Linked DNA regions of Homo sapiens: region 2 is linked to region 1. A link is an interaction called in ENCODE POLR2A ChIA-PET data of the cell type or tissue named here. Cell type or tissue: A673. All regions are shown on one strand. Links, peaks and the distances in the headings refer to the core of each region. The heading gives the core; the rest is flanking DNA. Region 1 has its middle 11 kb from the start of GTF2IRD1. Region 2 overlaps GTF2IRD1 (GTF2I repeat domain containing 1).

Evidence for each region. ChIA-PET counts read pairs that join two places held together with the same protein. Peaks named below come from ENCODE experiments on the same cell type or tissue, not always from the same donor. Only the 100,000 strongest peaks of a DNase experiment are listed, where the experiment ranks them.
Region 2: POLR2A ChIA-PET joins it to region 1 with 6 read pairs; 5 of 35 experiments call an interaction of 5 or more read pairs at or near these places.

Annotation. Positions count from the first base shown.
Region 1 is chr7:74,441,543-74,444,448 of GRCh38, forward strand. No RefSeq gene overlaps it. Among named protein-coding and RNA genes, the nearest start is that of GTF2IRD1, 11 kb to the right of the region's middle. In A673, for the core only: no CTCF peak of the experiment used is centred there; no DNase peak of the experiment used is centred there.
Region 2 is chr7:74,503,732-74,506,637 of GRCh38, forward strand. The region is part of intron 1 of GTF2IRD1 (GTF2I repeat domain containing 1); the gene reads left to right. Among named protein-coding and RNA genes, the nearest start is that of WBSCR23, 27 kb to the right of the region's middle. RefSeq lists an enhancer at 1,251-1,751. In A673, for the core only: no CTCF peak of the experiment used is centred there; no DNase peak of the experiment used is centred there; H3K27ac peaks cover 920 bases.

The DNA of each region.
Region 1 (2,906 bases), core at 143-2,642:
AGATCACTTGAGCCCAGGAGTTTGAGGCTGCAGTGATCTATGATTTCGCCACTGCATTTCAGCTGGGGTGACGGAGTGAGATTCTGTCTCTAAAAAACATTTTAAGCCACACAAACACCACTTAAGTGTCTGTCCACCCCTGCGAGGAGCTGAGGTGGTCCCTGTAGTCCTGACCAGCTTCCTAGTTCCTGGAGGATCCCCAGGTTGGGCTAAGTCCTCAGGGCCAGGGTCACCTGGGAGGGTAGGGGGTAGGCTGTCCCTGGGCTGGGGGCCTCAGCTGAGGGATCAGAAACAGGTCATCTGCGAGCTTTCCCGGGGCTCTGAGAAGTCATGGCCCCACCGCCTCCATGTGAGCCTGCATTCTCTGCTCATTTATTTATTTTCAGAGCAGGAAAGTGGATTTGAAACGCTCCTTCTGAATGTTTACCCCTGGGGGAATGTCGGGTTTATGAATAATGCAGCATGTCAGGGACTGGGGGCCCCGTCGGGCTCCATCCTGTCCCAGGAAGGCTGGGAAGTTGCCACAGACGGGCCCTGGACAGATTCCTGCCCCACCACTTGCTGCTCTGTGAGTCTCGGCGAGTCTCTCTAAGACTCAGTGTCCCCAGCTATAAAACAGGGGAGTAGCCAGGTGCAGTGGCTCATGCCTGTAATCCCAGCACTTTGGGAGGTCGAGGCGGGTGGATCATTTGAGGTCAGGAGTTGGAGACCAGCCTGGCCAATATGGTGAAACCCTGTCTTTACTAAAAATACAAAAATTAGCAGGGCATGGTGGTGTGTGCCTGTAGTCCCAGCTACTCTGGAGGCTGAGGCAGGAGAATCGCTTGAACCCAGGAGGCAAAGGTTGCAGAGAGTCGAGATCGTGCCACTGCACTCCAGCCTGGGCAACAGAGTGAGACTCTGTCTCAAAAAAAAAAAAAAAAAAAAAAACAAACAAAAAAAAAAAACAAGGGTGTCTGGCCAAGCACGGTTGGCTCATGCCTGCAATCCCAGGACTTTGGGAGGCCAAGGAGGGAGGATCACTTGAGTCTAGGAGGTCAAGACCAGCCTGGGCTGGCTGGGCACTGTGGCTCACGCCTGTAATCCCAGCACTTTGGGAGGCCAAGGCAGGAGGATTGCTTGAGGCCAGGAGGTCAAGACCAACTTGGGCAACATAGCGAGACCCCATCACTACAAAAAATACAAAAATTAGCTGGGCGTGATGGCATGCATGTGGTCTCAGCTGCTCAGGGGACTGGGGTGGGAGGATGGCTTTAGCCTGGAAGGTTGAGGCTGCTGTGAGCTGTGATTGCGAGGATTGCTTGAGCCCAAGAGTTTGAGACCAGCCTGGGCAATAAAGCAAGACCTCATCTCTAAAAAAAAATAAAAAAAATAAAAAAATTTCTTTTTTAAATTACTTTATTTTATTTATTTATTTTTTTTGAGATAGTCTCACGCTGTCGCCCAGGCTGGAGTGCAGTGGCGCTATCTGGGCTCACTGCAATCTCCACTTCCCGGGTTAAAGTGATTCTTCTGCCTCAGCTTCCCCAGTAGCTGAGACTATAGGCATGTGCCACCGTGCCTGGCTAATTTTTGTATTTTTTTTTTTTTTAAGACGGAGTCTCACTCTGTCACCCAGGCTGGAGTGCAGTGGCGCGATCTGGGCTCACTGCAAGCTCCGCCTCCCGGGTTCTTGCCATTCTTCTGCCTCAGCCTCCTGAGTAGCTGGGGCTACAGGCGACTGCCACCACGCCCGGCTAATTTTTGTATTTTTAGTAGAGATGGGGTTTCACTGTGTTAGCCAGGATGGTCTCGATCTCCTGACCTTGTGATCCACCCACCTCGGCCTCCCAAAGTGCTGGGATTACAGGCGTGAGCCACTGCGCCTGGCCTAATTTTTGTATTTTTAGTAGAGATGGGGGTTCACCATGTTAGCCAGGATGGTCTTGAACTCCTGACCTCAGGTGATCTGCCTGCCTCGGGCTTCCAAAGTGCTGGGATTACAGGCATGAGCCACCGCGCCCAGACAAAAAAGAAAGAAAGAAAGAAAGAAAGAAAGAATCCTTTGGAGCAGGGTGGAGAGTCAGGCTGGGAGCAGCGGAGGAGCCACAGGGCCACAGGACCCCAGGCACACGGCACCCCTGTCTCCACCCCCTCCTTCAAGCTCTGAGAGGCAGTGACCTCACGCTACTTCCTATCACAATATTTACCAACAGCGCTGCAATTGAGCCAGGCAGCTTGGCAATTATAATCATGTTATCATTATTGCTGATAATCCTGATCATAAGCATAAATTATAAACAGGATCAAGCCGCAGCGGGTAGGAGCAGGCGGCGGAGACACCTCTGGGAGGGTGTGGGAGTGAGACTGGCCTCCCTTCCCACTCAGCCCCTCCTGGCCCCTCCTGCTTCTGGCCAAGTATTCCCTCCTGAGGTCCGGCCCAGGGATACTGACCATGACTCCAGGTGGGCCTTTTCCTGCCAGGGTCCCGGGGCTGTCCTGACCACCTCTCACGGAGCCCCGCTATGCCTCACACAAACTATTAAGGTGCAATTATTGCGGAGACGGTCGTTCCAAATTGATCTTTCAGTTACTCCACAGCTGCAACCATGGAGACGGCCCCAGCTCAATTACATGCCTCTCTCTGTTCTTTAAAGATTGCAGCGGAGGAGAATCGGAGAAGAATGAGGCAGTGGTACCGGGCGCAGGGATGCCGAGAGGCAGAGGCGACGGAGCCACAGACGCGGGATGGGGGCAGATAGAAAGCAGGGAATATGGAGACCCCCAGAGACAGAGAGACAGAGACGGCAGAACTAACCGAAATGGAGAGACAAGCTCAGAGATACCCCAGGAGAGACACAGACCAGAGACAGAGAGAGACAACAGATCTGAGGTAGCTGGGAGAGATACAGGGTCAGAGATGGAGG
Region 2 (2,906 bases), core at 270-2,769, 62 kb after region 1:
GTGAGACTGTCTCAAAAATAATAATAATTTTAACTTTTATTTTAGATTCTCAGGGTACATGTGCAGGTTTGTTACAAAGGTATATTGTACGATGCTGAGATTTGGGATACAAGTGATCTCGTCACCCAGGCAGTGAGCATAGCACCCAATAAGTCGTTTTTCAGCCCCTCCTTTTCCCCTCTCTCCCTGCTTTTGGAGGCCTCAGCGTCTGTCATTCCCATCTTTATGTCTGTGAGTACCCAACGTTTAGCTCCCCTTATAAGTGAGAACATTTGATATTTGGTTTTCTGTTTCTATGTTAATTTGCGTAGGATAATGATGTCCAGCTACTTCCATGTTGCCGCAAAGGACATGATTTTGTTCTTTTTTATGGCTGCATAATATTCCATGGTGTGCATGTACCACATTTTCTTTATCCATTCTACCGCTGATGGACACATGGGTTGATTCCATGTCTTTGCTATTGTGAATACTGCTGCTCTGAACAGATGCGTCTCTCACCTTATTAAGGGAAGTTGACTTTTGAACCCAAAGGATGGACATTTGGGATATTTCTCTTCCTTGCGAGTGTCTGCGTTTTGGGCTGCTGAGAGAGGCGTCTGGGCTCCTGTTCCCATTGCTCCCTGCGTTGCAGTGTGACCAACCATCCTAGGTGGCCTAGGACTGAGGGGTTTCCCAGGAGACGGAACTTTCTGTGTAAACCCAGGAATGTCGAGTTGGGCCCAGTTGGCTGTGTGTCAGCTCTGCGTGTGAGCAGCTGGTCTGTTCCCTGCATCCCTGTGAATGTGAGAAGCGTGGTCTTCCTACCGCATGGTGACAGCAAGGACACCAGCAAGGCTGGAGACAGACAGCCTTCTTCCCCGCTGTGCACTGGCTGAGGCCTGGAGCTAGTGCCTTTCTTGTCTCTAAGATAGAGTGATGCTGGAAGAAGGATAGTAGCTCATGCGGGCCAATGCTGCCATCAGAATTTTTACTTTTTTTTTTTTTTTTTTTTTTAATGGAGTGTTGCTCTGTTGCCCAGGCTGGAATGCAGTGGCGCCATCTCGGCTCACTGCAACCTCCACCGCCGGGGTTCCAGCGATTCTCCTGCCTCAGACTCCCAAGTAGCTGGGATTACAGGCGCCCGCCACCACGCCAGGCTAATTTTTGTATTTTTAGTAGAGACGGGGTTTCACCATGTTGTCCAGGCCGGTCTCAAACTCCTGACCTCAAGTGATCTGCCTGCTTCACCCTCTCAAAGCGCTGGGATTACAGACATGAGCCACTGCGCCTGGCCCTGCTATCAGAATTTTTATTTTTTATTTAAAAGACAGGGTCTTGCTGTGTCACCCAGGCTGGAGTGCAGTGTTGCCATCATAGCTCACTACAGCCTCGAGCTCCTTGTCTCAAGCAGTCCTCCCGCCTCGGCCTCCCAAAGTGCTGGGACTATAAGCATGAACCACCGCACCCGGCCTCTGCCTTCATTTTCTGTTTAGAACCATTCCCACTTTACAAATGAAAAATCTCGGGCTTTCAGGACTCACCCGAGGTGCTCCTAGCAGACGTGGGCCTGGGTCTCATCTTCCCCCGCTTCTCCTGCTGCATTCTTGCTCCAGGCACGTGGAACCTGCCTCTCCCTCCATCTGAGGCCCTTTGCAGGGAGTGGCTGTCTCTCTCCATGCTCCCCAAGTGCACCCACCTGGGCTGTGGCTCGGGACAGGGGGTCCTACAAGCCCGGATGACCGAGACAAGGAGCTGGGGATGGCCCACAGCCCAGCCCCTCTTCCCTCTCTGTGTCCCTCCCTCCTGGAGTCCCTGGTTCCTTCCTAAACGGATTAGAGCCTTTACCGGAAGGAGCCGGCCGCTGTCTGGGGCAGCCGGGGGGCCAGGGCTAGATGGCTGTCTGGTGCCTCCTGCTTTGCCCTGATTCGATTTGGGCCTCAGCAGCTGGGAGGCTGGCAGCCCTAAGGCCTTTCTGGGAATGGTTCAAGGGACGGGCTTGCAGGGGATGGCTTGGGGGAGGGGGACACCTTCCAGCCCCCAGGCAGGCAGACCTCTCAGCTGGATCTTTTATGAAGTCTGGTCGCATGCAAGACCCTCAAGCGGGCTTCCTGCCACGGAACATCCCCAGCCGTGGCCACTGGCCACCTCGTGGTTCATCAGCGGGTGTCATCCAAGGCCTGTGTCCCATCCATGGCCTGTCATCCCCTCCGCATCCCTTAATACAGCAGATTTCAAACTTCTATAAAATTGCAACCCAGAAGAAGAAATGTCTTTTATAAACATTTAGCAGCAAACTCAACATACATTTTGGCCAAACGCCCACCGGCCAGTTGTTTAAATCAATATTTATCCACAGCCAAAAAGCAGAGGAGAGCCAGAACTGAGGCCAGAGCCGAGCTCTGATGCATCTCTCATTTCTCGGGATGTTTCTGTCCCTGTGGTTGGACACCTCTGGCCTTGTGAAGTGTGATGCACTGTCACATCTCCTGTTCTGTGTCATTGGCCAATGATCATATATCATGACCTGCTGGAAGGCCTGTCTGTGGCTGGGACCACACGCCTTGGGCCTTATGCACACTGGGCACTGGTCGGGATCCTGGGGTGCAACAGTGGCAGGCAGACCTGGTTTCTGCCCTCAAAGAGCTTACAGATGGCAGGGGCACCCATGGCGGCAGAAGACACCCCAGGCCTGGTGCCCTTTGTGGTGCCAGCCCCATGGTCCTCCTGCCTGGGCCTTCCCTACCCCATTGGGTGCAGAAACTCCCTGTCTGCAGGTAGGAGACAGAGGGTAGGTTTTCAGGCTCCCTTGGGAACTGCAGCCCTGCTCTCTGCCATCAACACCCAGCAGGGGCCACACAGAGAGCACCGGGACTGAGCCCATAGAGGGGAACCGAGAGGCCCCTGCCTCTAGTCTCTGCCTTCTT